Linked DNA regions of Homo sapiens: region 2 is linked to region 1. Evidence: read pairs that join two places in POLR2A ChIA-PET (ENCODE). Cell type or tissue: A673. All regions are shown on one strand. Each heading gives the region's core, and the rest is flanking DNA. Links, peaks and the distances in the headings are about the cores only.

Region 1 (7,727 bases), core at 997-5,996:
GTTGATTAAAGGAATGACTCTAGATGTTGTAAACGTTGGGCATCTGAATCATTCTGGAGCACTACACACACACCCACACACACACACACATATACACATACATATATACATATACATATATATACACATATATACATATACATATATATATATTTTTTTCTCAGGTACACGGCATTACTTATGAAGATTTAAATAAAAAGTTGGCCAGTTCCACAAGGCAGAACCTGGGTTAGGGAATGAGGGAGAATATAAATTTGGCTAGCTGGGAAGACAGCCATGAGCATGGATACAAAACCATGACTTATTTAGAAAATAGGCTGTGAATTTTAGTGAAACAGACCTAAAGTTTGCTGCTAATGAGTTTTTATTGGGTTTGCTAGGTATTAAGCCTAGCTATTAAGCCCAGCATGCATTAAGTATTTTTCCTAATGCTGTCCCTCCTCCTACCATGGATGGAGCTAGAAGCCATTATCCTCAGCAAACTAACGCAGAACAGAAAACCAAACACTGCATGTTCTCACTTATAAGTGGGAGCTGAACAGTGAGAAGATATGGACACAGGGAGGGCTTGTTTTCTAGAATAACTTCTGCCTGATGAGAAATGTGGCTCTCCTGTTAGAACTCACTAGAAAGAGTGAGGGTCCTGACCTCCAGGGCTTCCTCACCTAACTGAAACCAAGCCAGATGCCGTGTACAGTAGAATGTATCGAAATGCTACCAAACGGCCCAAACAGAATTGCAGCCGTTTTGTAACTCTTTCTTGGATTGCAGGAAATGGCAGCATTTCCAGAATTCGGTGGCAGCTTTGTTGCCTTCTTGCATGGTTTTCCACCGGTTAGTGTGCTTGGCATAATCCTTCCTTTTAACTGTGCGATGCAGTGCTGTAGGAACTAACTCATCTTAGTGTCACCTGTTTAACCACTTTTCCATGTTTGTTACCCCAGTCACACAGATCCTAGGCCTTAGTAATATAACATCATTTAGTTGGAAACCGGAAGATTGATATAAAATTCAGCAACTTAGTAGTTACTAGAAAGTATTAATGAAGTGCTTCTCCAGGTATATTTTTCACCGAGATTTTAGCTGGTTTGAAACATCTAATTAGACTATTATGTGTCTTCAGAGTTAACAGAATTATACTTAAGTTTAAAAAATTGGGCAAAGTAATTTATATGTCAGGATAGGAGTGGTAGAATGGTTTGAGATAAGGAAATATTAGTCAACTTGCCAAAATTTTGACCACATTTAGCATTTATTGAGTGCATACTGTGTTCCAAGTCTTATATTAGGTACTGAAATGACTGTAGTGAGAAGAATGAAAAGGATTGTTGCCAGAATATGTTATAGTGTTGCTTTATTTTTGAACTCTTTAGTTTAATGCACTACCGACCTTTTGAGTCTTCTAAGATATTAAATCAGTTTTTTCTTTTATGTGAATTAAGTAATTGCTTTCTTAAATTTGATTTTGATTATGTGTAGAGACATGTCTATTTAACAACAATTTGAATACTTTGAGTCTAAGCAAAGATGATCAAGCAATGGTAGGAATGTCATTGTTTCTGGGAACTTTTTGTTGGTCACAGAATAATTTTCAGTGTGACAAATTAAAGAAACTTAGGTTGTTCCTTAAACCCATTCTGTCGTCTGCCTTTTTATGATTTTCTTGATTTTATCACGGGAGCATTTATCGAATCTAGTTTTTTTGGTCATACTTTGCTTAATGGTATACAAAAATAACTACACAGATGTGTTATAACTTATCTTTTCAGTCAAGCAACTTTGAAAATGTACAAAAAATAAGAGACCGTTAGTCACCCTCAACTTATATTTTTGAAAAAAAATGAGGTATCAGTCTACAATTTAGTACTTTATCACATTCATTCAGTAGAAGATGATTGTCAGACAAGGGAGGTGAAGTATAAAGTTTAACCAATAAGGGTGCATCCTTAGGGTAGCTTCAGAGACACTGTAGAGGTGGGCATGAGATAAATGACAGTCTGTAAGGGTGGTAGTGAAATGAGCTGAAGTACCTTTAAGGTCTTGCATTTGATGAAAAGCCCCTGCGGTACTTTAATTGATGAGAGTAACACAGTTAAAATACATGACATTCAGAACAGGTTTGCTCAGGGCAGTGTTGGTGGCTGGAAGTTTGTTGAAGAGCAGGTTGCAGTAATCTGGTGAGAGGTGGTGAGTGGTTAAGGAAGTTGCGGTAGAACTACAGAGATTATGCAGAAAGAAGTGTCCTGGGAGGCAGTTTAGCTTAAGGCATTTGGGAAAGAAAACTGTGCCAAGTATCGTACATTGATTCAGTGTGTAGTCCTGTTTGGGGCCAGTTCGATGCTATTCTAGGGATTGGAATAAAATGAAAAAATGCATAGTCTATGCCACTTCCAAGTTTGCGAACCGCCCCCCCCCCCTTTTTTTATAAATAGAACTCTGGAGTAGGAGTATAGGGAAATTTAACTGTTGTTCAAAAATGGATCACCCATTTTTTCTCTTTTGGCAAAATTGCCTCACTCCTTTCTTTAGAGCTATTTCGGTCATCACTGAGCCTCTTGAATCATTTCACATCATTTTATATACCAAAAATCCACTGAGATAATTGGTTGAAAAAGATAAAATTGCTCTTTTTTACAAGTTCTTTTTGTTTGTTTTATTCTTTATAAAAGTGCTTCCTGTTACAATTCTTTAGCTATGTACTGAAGAACAACTAGGATGTGATAGCTTCCACTCCTGTCCTCCTCCTCCTCCACTGTAACCTTGGGCACTAGTGGAGCATTATTGTTTTGTTAGCCTGCCTTTACAATAATTTTCCTCCCCTTTCTGAAAAGCTTCAATGCTAAACAACAATGTAGAGCATTCTTTCTTGCAATAGACGCTAATTGTGTTCCTAGTTGGGATCTTGCTGTCATAGCCACAATAACTGTGTCAATTGTGCAGGGAGGCTGGGTCACAGTGGTTATTGTGCAGAGTGATGAATGCTGCTTACTTGTGATGTGCTGCCGCCCGCATCTGTGGGTGAGAACACGCAGTTACTGTAATTTGCCTGGCAAGTGATCAGACTGGTATAAAATAACATCATCTGTTAGGCAAGATAGCAGTCACAAAGAACTATTGGTCTTTTAAAATATAGAATTTTTAATGAGAAACTTTGAATAATAGAGATTGAACATGTGAGAACAGCTACCTAGTGTGTGTTGCATTATTAACCCCTAGTTTGTAGTGTATTCTGGAGTCAAGTTGACCTACATAGAAGAGAAGGAACTGGAAGTGCATGTCTGTGTTCTGGCTCCGATTGGGAAAAGCTGCTTAACCACTGTAAGTTACGGGTTGGATAAGTGACATATACGACTGGTGTCAATTGGCAACCAGGCTTCACAGTTTCATGAAATGTGTGGATTCTGAAAGTGTTGTCATTGCGAATGTGGTTTCCTTGCCTAGTTCTTCCACATACTTAAGGAAAAGATATTTTTAATGTAATTGTTAGAATGTGTTGGTACGTAATGATTCTGAAGTAAAAGGAATTTTTTTTTTTTTTTTTTTAAGTAAACTTGGTGTTTTGCAAGGATCTGAAGAATCCCAGTTTGGAGCTGATTATTTTCTTGACTGTCCACATCCCACAGTTTTTTTTTTTTCTCTCCATCCCACTGCCCATTTTAAAGCACTTTTCAGCTGTCTGATTGCTCATTAGCATTGCTCATTAAAAGTGGTCTGGGGGCATGCATTTCAAAGCAGTCCTTTTAATACTTGGTTTTTCAAGTTTTGTCAAATTCCCAGTGAATACAAACCAAGTTATTTCTTGAAGTTTAGCCTTGTTTATATTTTTTATATTATTCCTTCTGCTTAGTACATGTCTAAATGATTACTTTTCAGAAAAGTGAATTTTGCTTAGCGCATTGATTTGTATCTCATGAGAGGAGAGTAAATCATGTTTGGTGTGACTTAAGCTTTTATGATTTGGGATTTGTGTGTGTGTGTGTGTGTGACCCCAAGAACATGGAGATACAAGGGGTGGTAATTTTGGAGGGGAGAAGTACATTAATTAGACAAGTGAGGTAATGTAAGAATGAGATCATCTGCCCATGGCTGGTGTAATTCCTTTTTGTTCATTATATTAATTTAAAAAATAATATTAAAGTAATAACATGTATATTCCTACCTTGAAAAGCTAGTTATATAAATAATATGTATGTTTAATGCAGATAATTTGGAAGTTTTTTTTAAAGAAAAAATCCGAGTGATCACCAATAGTCTCTGTACCGGATAGTCATTGTTAAGCTCTGGTATAGACACCCCTCTGTTACTCTGTACACTGTTTTTCCTTTAAACCTTGTTTTGGTCTCAAGGCCATTTGGAAACACAATAGTCATTCTAAGTCCTCCCATAATCCAATACTGAATTTACATAAAATGTTTTTTATCAACATTTTCTGATATTAACTGAGTAGAAAAAATATAGAATTACATATAGTTAATATTAAGAACATTTCCCTTAATTCCTAAAGATTAGGAAGATTATAAACTTGAGTTTTTCTTTTGACACTAATCCTTTTTTATATTGCAAAACACTAAATCCTTATGTGGAAATAGAAAATTGAAAACATTTCTAACGTAGAAACTCAAAATAAATTTTCATTATTATACAGGCATGTTGGCTTTAATCAAAGTAAGATTGATTTACTTTTTAAAAATGGATGTATAAATAGGACCCTAATTCACAAATTGTTTATTTTGTATATATTTTTTATTTAGATAAGTGGAAGTCAGTTAAGATAGTCCTATGAAAAGTTGCTTTGTCTTTTTTTTTTTTTTTATTCTCTTCCCTTTCTCCTTCTGACAAGTCAACATATGCTTCCATATAGCTAACTGCTGCTATTTTCTGCTTCTGTGACAGCTAGCCGATGGCGGAGTCTCTTCTCTTCAACTGCCTCACTGGCTTTTCCTTATAGTCCTGTTGCAAGACTCAGCCCTTATAGCAATGGCATTAATACTCCCAGCTTCTCTAAAACCTCAAATAAAGCAATACTAACACCTGAAAAAACAGGTAATATTTTAACTTCTTGACTAGCTGCTTGCTTTGTAATTCAGTTACTAAACACGGCTTAAATATTCATCTTTCATTTGAAAAGCTTGAGAATAATCTTAAGAGTGGAGAGTTTGTGCTGCACACTTACTTTGGGTACAAAAGGCCTAGCACTAATTTGTACTCTAACACCATTGATCTACTGCTCTCAATTTTATGTAGCAGACAGTCTTCCCTCTTTAGCAAAAGTATATGCATGCAGTTCTGTATTTCCAAATGCTTATGTGCTTTTAAAATTAAATGTCAAACACAATTAAGGTAGTTTTTATTATTCAAGATTGTAAGTCTGTATTTTTTTTAATTTTTTTCTGGTAGCTTTTAAATTTAGCTAAGGCTGTGTAGAAGAAAATAGTCATAGTGGCTTTTTATGAGATGAGGATCTCACCATTTTCTTATTTTTCTCAGCATTGGTATGATTCCATTCCTATAGCCTTCTTCTATTTGTTCTTTGGTTCTTTTATCTGAAGCCATTGATTTTTTTATCCTCATGGGTGGCTATAAGTCTCCCGTGACTACTCTCTGGTCTATATTATGTGGGTGTTGTATATATTTCTGCATATGTATGTGTGCCTTTTAGATGTGATATTCTTACCCATTTGTAGCACTGCTGTTTGTACTCATTAAGAAATGGACCAGATTAAAATTTAATTTAAAAATATATTATCAGTTACTGTCAGACAAGTGTGTCTTATTATTAAAGTATACATGAATATATATTCTTATAATATCATGCCTTTAGATATATACATATCTAATAGGATGTAGATTTTAGCAGTAGTGAATTTTTTATTGTGATAAAAAATATAATGTGAAATCTACCCTCTTAACAATTTAAGTATATAGTACATGGTGACTTTTTAAATTGTGAAAATTCAATTTGAAAACAATGAACAAGTGGTTTTGTATATATGAATTGTGTACACATGATGTGCACGTTGACCATTAAATGGTGACATGTTGGTGATTTTTGTAACATGAAAACATGAGACAAATTGCTGACTGTTTATATATGAATTGTGAAGCATGTATAGATATCAGTCCTGCAGATGGAAGAACACACTTTTCCTTTGTGTTTCAGGTTACACTTCCAGGGGCTCCCCACTCAGTCCCCAGTCATCTATCGACAGTGAGCTGAGTACTTCAGAATTGGAGGATGATTCTATCTCCATGGGATATAAATTACAGGACCTCACTGATGTTCAGATCATGGCTCGTCTGCAAGAAGAAAGTATGTGTTCTTTCTAAACTAGCAAAATGAGGCTTCCACTTGGAATATACAGGCAGAGGGGGAGGTTCAGGCATTTCTCTCCAGGTAATGGGCAAATAATTAGATTCTTTCTCTCATACTGTCCTACTTTTTAGGTGGAGCCAGTTATATGCTTCTCACACTATCATGAGGTGGTAGGACTTAGTCTGATGAAAACACATTGATACATGGACATTGCTGGTATTGTCACTGTGGAAACAGATGGACAGTTTCCTAAAAAACTAAAGGTGCAACTTCCATGTGGCCCAGCAAACTGCACTCTTGGATATTTATCCCAGAATAGTGGAAATTCGTGTTTACACAAAAACTTGCACGTGAATGTTCTGAGCACCTTTATAGCCCAAAACTGGAATTAGCTTAGAAGGCCTTCAGTGGGTAAATGATTAAACCAATCATGTTACATCTATACCATGGAGTATAACTCATCAATAAAGAGGAACAAACTACTGATATACACAACATCTTGCTTGAAGCTCCAGGGAATCATGGTGAATAAAAAATTTGATCATAAGAGAGTGCATACTGTATAATTCCACACATATAACATTTTGAGATGACAAAATGTTAGGAACAGAGGACAGACTAGTGGTTGGTGGAGTTAGGTATAGGGCTTAGGGTCTCAAGAGGGTCTCGAAGCTGGATGTAGTTATAAAAGGGCAACACAGGATTTTTGCAGTGTTGGTACTATTCATTGGTGGATCTTTGAACCTGTAGGTAATGAAATTGCATACAGCTTAATACTCTCTCTATCTCTTTCTGACACAGACACACACACACCCCCACACACCTGCGATAATCTGAATAAAATGAGTGGATTATATCACTGCCAATACCCTGGCTGTCATATTATTATAATTTTGCACAATGTTACCACTGGGGGAAACTGGGCAAAGTGTACAGTTTTGTTTTTTTTTAAGCACTGCATGTGAGTCTACAGTTATCTTAAAATTTCAGTTAAAATGCATTGACATACTTCTCCAGGTAAATAATTGTGAAAGAGTAGATAAGTAGAAATAGGATAGTTTTTCACTGGTTCTGCGATAAAGTTACAAAAAATTATCTGGGAGTGAACTAGTTGAAGGGCATTAATGGTATCAAAAGGCACAGAACTGGAGTGTTTGTTTTGGAGTTATCTTTTCCACCAACATAAGTAGAAATAATCAAGTATCATTTAAGCATAATAATTTCCTGTTTTCAGAATTAGTCAAGGCTTCTATGAGAAACATGGTAATGCTTATGCAGGATTTAATAGATACATTTTTAAGGGGAAAAGTGGTTATTTTATATAATTATTTAGTAAAAGCAAATTTAAATACTCTTTCTAAAAATATATATGGCTAAAAGATTGTATGTCAGTTTCAGAAGTTAAGTAGTCAGG
Region 2 (7,727 bases), core at 1,386-6,385, 630 kb after region 1:
TTTATTTAATTTGACATAATTTAACTATTGCCATGTTATTGAACATTTCTCTTGTCTATATAGATTTTCCTGTTTATAAATGATGCTGTTTCTAAGATCTTTTTTGTATTGCTTTCTCCTGTTATTTCATTTTATTTACCTAGAATATTGTCTTCCTAAAATAGATTACCAGAAACAGAATTACTGGGTCAAAGGTGTACCATTTTTTAAACATTTGATATACATTATCAAATTTGTCCTTCAGAAAGCTTGTGCCAGTTATATTCCCACCAATATTGACTTGTTTGAGCTTCAGTATTTTTTAATCAACTTGTGTATCATTACATATTAGGAAGAGTAACCCTCTACAGTATTTACTCTAGATATTTTTCTCTGTTTATTTTCTTTTATTACAGTATATAATGTTTCTAAAGCAGAGATTTTAAAAGGGTCAAGCCTATACATCTTTTTCTTTATATGTATATAAATATATTTTAAATTTCAATACTTTGAGGGTACAAGTGGTTTTTAGTTACATGGATGAATTATAAAGTGGTGAAGGCTTAGATTTTAGTGTACCCATCACCCAAATCATGTACATTGTACTCAATATTTAGCTTTTTATCCCTCACACCCTTCTCAACCTCCTCAATTCTGAATAGCCAGAGTCCATTATACCACTCTGTATGCCTTTGCATACCCATAGTTTAGCTCCCACTTATAAATGAGAACATATGGTATTTGGTTCTCCATTCCTGAGTTACTTCACTTAGAATAAATGCCCTCCAGCTCCATCCAAGTTGCTGCACAAGCCATTATTTCATTCTTCTTTACAGCTGAGTAGTATTCCAGGGTGTATATGTACTACATTTTCTTTATCCACTCATTGTTTGATGGGCACTTATGTTGGTTCCATATTTTTGCAGTTGTGAATTGTGCTGCAATAAGCGTATGCATGCAGGTGATTTTTTGATATAATGACTTCTTTTCCTTTGGGTAGATATCCAGTAGTGGAATTGCTGGATTGAATGGTGTATCTATTTTTAGTTCTTTGAGAAATCTCTGTGCTGTTTTCCATAGAGGTTGTGCTAATTTACATTTCCACCACCAGCGTATAAGAATTCCCTTTCATCATATCCATGCAATGTCTATTTTTTTACCTTTTTAATAATGGTCATTCTGGCTGGAGTAAGGTAGTATCTCATTGTGGTTTTAATTTGCATTTTGCTGATGACTAGTGATGTAGAGCATTTTTCCATATGCTTCTTGGCCATTTGTATATCTTTTTTTGAGAACTGTCTGTTCATGTCACTTGCCCACTTTCAATAATTTTTAATGAAATTATTTGTTTTTTTCTTGCTGATTTGTTTGAGTTCCTTGCAGATTCTAGATATTAGTCCTTTGTCAAATGTGTAGTTTGCAAATATTTTCTCCTGTTCTGTGGTTTGTCTGTTTACTCTAAAGATTATTTCTTTTGCTGTATAGAAGCTTTTTAGTTTAATTAGGTCCCATTTATTTATTTTTGTTTTTGTTGCATTTGGCTTTTGGGGTCTTAGTCATAAATTATTTGCCTAGGACAATGTCCAGGAGAGTTTCTCCTAGGTTTTCTTCTAGAATTTTTATGAGACCTATACACCATTTTTATTGTGGTTTTATTTTTCCACTATTGTTTTTTAAAAAGCTTATAATATTTTTTTTCCAGAGAAAGGGTTTAATGATCACAGTGCAGCTGAGCAAGGAGACGGGAGGAACCCCCAAATCTGTCTCTCTGAGGAGTTTTTGGGCTGGGGTTTTTAAGGGGATTACGGAGAGCCAGGGGTGGAAAATTGGGGTAATTGATTGGTCAGGGTAAGGGAGATGAAATCATCAGGATGTGGAAACTGCATTCTTTGTTGAGTTAGCTTCTCATGGGATCCTTCAGACCAGCTGGTGTCAGTTAGTTTCACCACGATGCAGGACCCAAAAGAATACCTCAGATGAAAAACTTAATGTTTCACAATGTTTATCTATAAAGCAGTTAAGAGAAGAGCTATAATCTTGTAACAGGGTTTATGTGATTCTGGGGCAATAGACAAACAACTGTAAGGAAACAGGTCAGGGAGTAAGCTGACCTAATCATTAACACTGAGTGTGCTGCAAGCTTGCTTTATTTTCACTTATCCTGATTAATTTTATAAAGTTTATAGGATTGGTTTCACAATTGCTGGATTATATGGTAAGAGTATGTTCAGTTTCATAAAAAACTGCCAAACTGTCTTCCAATGTGGTGGTACAAATTTGCATTCCCAGCAGCATTCTTGTTACTCCAAGTCCTTGCCAGCATTTGGTGTTGTTAGTACTCTGGATTTTGGCTATTCTGATCATTGTGTAATGATATCTCTTTATTATTATTATTATTATTATTATTATTATTTGAGACGGAGTCTCACTCTGTCACCCATGCTAGGGTGCAGTGGCACGATCTGGGCTCACTGCCAGCTCCGCCTCCCAGGTTCACGCCATTCTTCTGCCTCAGCCTCCCGAGTAGCTGGGACTACAGGCACCCGCCATCACGCCTGGCTAATTTTTTGTATTTTTAGTAGAGACAGCGTTTCACCGTGTTAGCCAGGATGGTCTCAATCTCCTGACCTCGTGATCCACCTGCCTTGGCCTCCCAAAGTGCTGGGATTACATCATTATTGTTTTTAGTTGCATTTTCTGATGACATGTTGAACACCTTTTCACATTCACAGACTTATCTGCAGTCTGTATATCTTCTTTGGTGAGGTGTCTCTTAAGGCCTTCGGTCCAGTTTTTAATTGGGTTGTGTGTTTTGTTATTGCTGAGTTTTAAAAGTTCTTTGCGTATTTTGGATAATGGTCCTTTATCTGATAGTTTTGCAAATATTTTCTCCCACTCTAGGGTTTGTCTTCTCGTCTTCATGTTAGTGACTTTTGCAGAGCAGAAGATTTTAATTTTACTGAAGTCTTTCTTGGATCATGTCTTTAATGCTGCATCTAAAAATTAATTGCCATATCCCAGGTCATATAAGTTCCTTCCTATGTTATCTTTCAGTAGTTTTATAATATTGCATTTCATATTTAGGTCTATGATTCATATGTAGTTAATTTCTTATAAATTTTGTTAATTTTTACTTTGCATAAAGCACATATTCCTCTACATAATATGGTGAGCCTCATCCAGTCAGTTCAAGGCCTTAAGAGCAAAGAGCAAAGTTCCCAGATGCAGCCCCTAAACCTTGGACTTTTCAGTGTCCAGAACTATAAAAAAATAAATTTACCTTTTTTTTTTTTTTTTTTGACAGTCTCCCTCTGTCGCCCAGGCTGGAGTGCAGTGGCGCGATCTCAGCTCACTGCAAGCTCCGCCTCCTGGGTTTACGCCATTCTCCTGCCTCAGCCTCCCGAGTAGCTGGGACTGCAGGCGCCTGTCACCACGACCAGCTAATTTTTTTATATTTTTAGTAGAGACGGGGTTTCACCGTTTTAGCCAGGTTGGTCTTGATCTGACCTCGTGATCCGCCCGCCTCGGCCTCGCAAAGTGCTGGGATTACAGGCGTGAGCCACCGCGCCTGGCCAAATTTACCTTCTTTAAAAATTACCCTGTCTCAGGTATTCAGTTATAGGAACAGTAAACAAACTAAGCACACAAAGAAGAGATCTTGCGAGCACGCAGAGAGAAGGCAGCCTTCTATAAGCCAGGAAGGAAGTCTTCATCGGAAACTAAATTTGGCAGCAACTTGATCTTGAATTTCTCAGCCTTGAAAATTTAGTCGTTTATTACAAAGGATACTTTAAACAATTCAACTAAACACAGATGAAGAAATATATAGGTCGAGGTCTGGAGGGGGCCCCAAGTGCAGGCAACTATGAAAGATTTTCAAACAGACTTAAGAGCTCCAAATGTCTCCAGTGTCAATAATATGGGCTATAGTAGGGACTGCTACAGCAATATCTTGCTTCTATAAGTCAGAATACACTGATCAGCAGCTGAAATTACATGCTGTGAGTTTTAGCACATAAGTCTTCTGGAAGGACAAACATTTTAAGTGATTTTAAAGAAATTAACATACTTGACTTTCCTTATTTTTTTGTATAATACAATAAACAATCTAGATTTTTAAAAATATACCCAAAATAAGATAAGAGTCTTCATAAACTGCCTGTAATAGTTTCTACTTTTAGATTGGCTAGAGTGACATATGAGTTAAAAATCATTGAACAGCATATACAACAGTGGACTCGACTGTCTCTTTCTTTCTTTCTTTGGACAAATTTTATGGAATATAATTATTTAAATTGTGTTAAAAGACCCACATGTGTTCCAATAATAGAACACTAGGCATAAATGGGCTAATAAAAGCTTATGTTTCCTGGCTAGGAGCAACTCGAGTTGCCTGTATTATGAAGTACCCATTCACTTAATCTCATCATTTTTGTTGGAACAGAAGTTAGGACAAAAAATACCTTGTTGGCTTGTCAGTGTCTCTACTTTCTCCAGATGCTATTTGGAGTGACACGTTGGCAGTTGTTCAGTGATAATTCTAAGGCGGCCAGAGCAGAAATGAAGCCAGATTGACACAGACTTCAATTGACGTTTGTGATACTAGATGCTGTGAGAGACCCTTTTCTCAGCCAAACAACAAATGTAGGACATTAATTCATGAACTGTGGTAAAAAGACTCTAAACTCCAAATTCGTTTGACAATTTCCCTTTTATATCCTGGTGAACAAAATGGAGCATGCTTGACTGAATACATGGATACTTTGGGTGAGTTGGGTTAGTAATAATTTGTATGATGAAAATGTATTCTACGTAATAATTGATATCAGTCTAGAAGGAGATTGATTTTGTTCAACATTTTTATCCATGACTCTGATGAAAGTATAGAAGGCTTACTCAACAAATTTTTAGATGGCACAATGGCTTTTGTATTTGATTACAGCTTCAAATAGAAAAAGATATCAACAAGCTACACCAATGATGTAAAATCTAGCAAGATAAAATATAATGGGAATGAATACAAGATTCTATATGGAGACTCCATAACACATCAACTATAGATGCAGGATTTAGGAAACAGTGTGGCAGCTTCAGATGGCAACAGTGGCTTGGCAGTCACCCCCTCTGTCCTATTTAAGTGTCCCACCTCAATTTGAGATAACAACATTGCATGACTCCTTTGGAATTTTATGAAATTCAGTCCCTTTTAATAGGAGTCAAATATCAGAAACAAACGAGATGACAATTTCACTTTAGCCTTTTAAGATATTTGACTTTTAAGACTTTGACTAAGGCTTCCCATCCCAAAAGACTCCTTTAAGAGAAGTTACACAAACTGGAACTTGTTAGAGAGTAAACAGGAAATGAGTGGGCTTAAAGTCAACCATGGAGAAACAGCTGAGGATTTCATACTTTGCCTTCACCAACTGGGGAAGTTCCTCAATTGTTTTTGTTTTTCAAGGCCTTGAAATCTTCGAAGAATATTGGCCAGATATTTTTGTAGAATGGCCCTCAGTTGGGCCTTGTCTGAAGTTTTCTCATGATTAAATACAGGCTTGTGTATTTTTAGCAAGTATTATACAGCCATAGCATAGTACCCTCCTAGGTGCATCATATCAGAAGGCACATGATATCAACATGCTTTCTTAATGATGAGGTTAACTCCAATCATTTGTTAAAGGTAATGTCTTCCAGGCTTGTTCACTGCAAAGTTACTACTTTTCCCTTTGCAATTAATAGATATCTTGTGTGGTGATACTTTGAGTTATGTAAATATATCGTTTCTGATCATAATTTCACACACTAATTTTAGCATCTATTGGTGCTTTCTGTTTGCAACAATTACTGTGATGTATCTGTCAAGTCAAATGGTGATTTCCCATTTGCATTATTTCTTTCACACTTATTAATTAAAATCCTACCATAGGGAAGGGCTGCCCCTTCTCTACTGAATTGTTGGTTCGACAATTTTTTCAACTGATTTTTGTATCTATATCAGTATAAGTATAAATAAGTATAGTAATATTTGCTTTATTCTTTGAGTTATAATTCACTTTTCTCTAGATTTGACCATGAAAATTACTTCAGATTGGCTCCTGTGTCCCTTCAAAGTCCTTTTGACATATGTTTATCATTTTTTAAGCACTTGCTTAATTTCTGGCACTACACGATGCTCCTGGCTTATCTTGTTTTGTTTTTCTTTTCCTTGTCCTAGTCCTGGAAAGTCATGACGCATTTTATGATATCAGCAATTTCTCCAAGAAATCCTTGTTTCCCTTATTGGAAAATGTCATTTAGAAACGAAGATCTGGGTGTTAGGTGTGTTTGTTCCTTCTGAGGTGTCATTTCTTCTAGGCCCCCTTAGCATAAAGAACCGGGAAATATAAGTATGTATCCACACACATGCACACACACACACATGCACACACATCAATTTCTATATCTGTCTACCCGTACATATTTTAGAAACCATGAGTTCATATCGATACGTCTCATTCCAGTCCAACACCAGAGGGCTGATTCCAACCTTGTCTCTTCCCTTATTTGTAACTCTTTATCTGACAACGAAAAACCCAGACCTCATTAGCCACAATATATTTACACATTTATTTAATTCCAGATTACATATAAAGTAGTCTCAGAGTCACTAACTCATACTTCTGTGAAAAACAAATTTAAAAACTATTGTCCAATATTTGAGTACAGTTCTTTTTGTCTTTTACCTTTATGCATATTGTCAAAAGATTGTTTTCCAAATTGACTTGGATCTATTTTTTTATTCCCTACCCACTTCAATGTGGCTTTGCTATACATTTGTAATGCCGTTAGATTAATTTGTTACTGTTTACATTACACTTTTGGTTCCTCCCTCTTCTAGTTAATTTTAATTATTTATTTTTATGCACGTGAAACATTAACAAGCTTCTAAAACTCAGAATTATACCAAAACCGCATGTACTCAGAAAAGTGTCATTCTCCTCTTATCCTTTCTATTCTATTCTCATTCCTCCATTCTTTCCTCCATACTTCCTGTAAGTAACCAGTCTCATTACTTCTCATTTATCTTTACTGTGTTGTTTTCCACATATAAGCTGATACACGTTTATTTTCTTATTTTCCTTTCATGCTTACATAAAAAATTAGCCTACTACAGATGCTCTTTGCACTTCTCATTTTTTACTTATCAATACATCCTGGAAAGCATTCCACATCAGTCATAGAGCTCTTCTTCATTCTTTTTTACAGATGCCTCGTATTCCCTTGTACAAACGTATCACAGTTTATCCCACCACTCTTCTATGTATGGGCATTTAGGTTGTTTCACACATTTTATAATTACAAACAATGATATGATTAATATTCTTACACTTTTATTGTTGATGCAATTAAAAACTGTGTACTGTGTTTTATTTGTTTATTTAGAATCTGTGTTTTATTGGAGGTGTAATTACAGTGTAAATTCCTGTAAGTGCTATTGCTGGGTCTAAAAGTAAGTGCATATGTAGATTTTTAAAATATGGCCAAATTTTCTTGCATACAGGCTGTAGGTATCACTTTGCCTTCCCTCTAGAAATACATGAGAAAGTACCTATTTTCCCACAAACTTACCAACAGAATATATTATAATGCTTTTTAACTTTTGCCAATCTGTTAGGTGGGAAATAACATCTCAGTGGTGGGATTTTTTTTTTTTTTTTTTTTTTTTTACCGAGTTTCACTCCTGTTGCTCAGGCTGGAGTGCAGTGGCA

What was found. Peaks named below come from ENCODE experiments on the same cell type or tissue, not always from the same donor. Only the 100,000 strongest peaks of a DNase experiment are listed, where the experiment ranks them.
Region 2: POLR2A ChIA-PET joins it to region 1 with 8 read pairs; 1 of 35 experiments calls an interaction of 5 or more read pairs at or near these places.

What each region holds. Positions count from the first base shown.
Region 1 is chr13:77,738,123-77,745,849 of GRCh38, forward strand. It overlaps SLAIN1 (SLAIN motif family member 1), which reads left to right. Exons shown (of 7, transcript NM_001242868.2): 3 at 6,161-6,310. Among named protein-coding and RNA genes, the nearest start is that of MIR3665, 44 kb to the left of the region's middle. In A673, for the core only: no CTCF peak of the experiment used is centred there; no DNase peak of the experiment used is centred there; H3K27ac peaks cover 732 bases.
Region 2 is chr13:78,370,861-78,378,587 of GRCh38, forward strand. The region is part of intron 3 of OBI1-AS1 (OBI1 antisense RNA 1); the gene reads left to right. Among named protein-coding and RNA genes, the nearest start is that of POU4F1, 230 kb to the right of the region's middle. In A673, for the core only: no CTCF peak of the experiment used is centred there; a DNase peak (open chromatin) is centred at 1,891.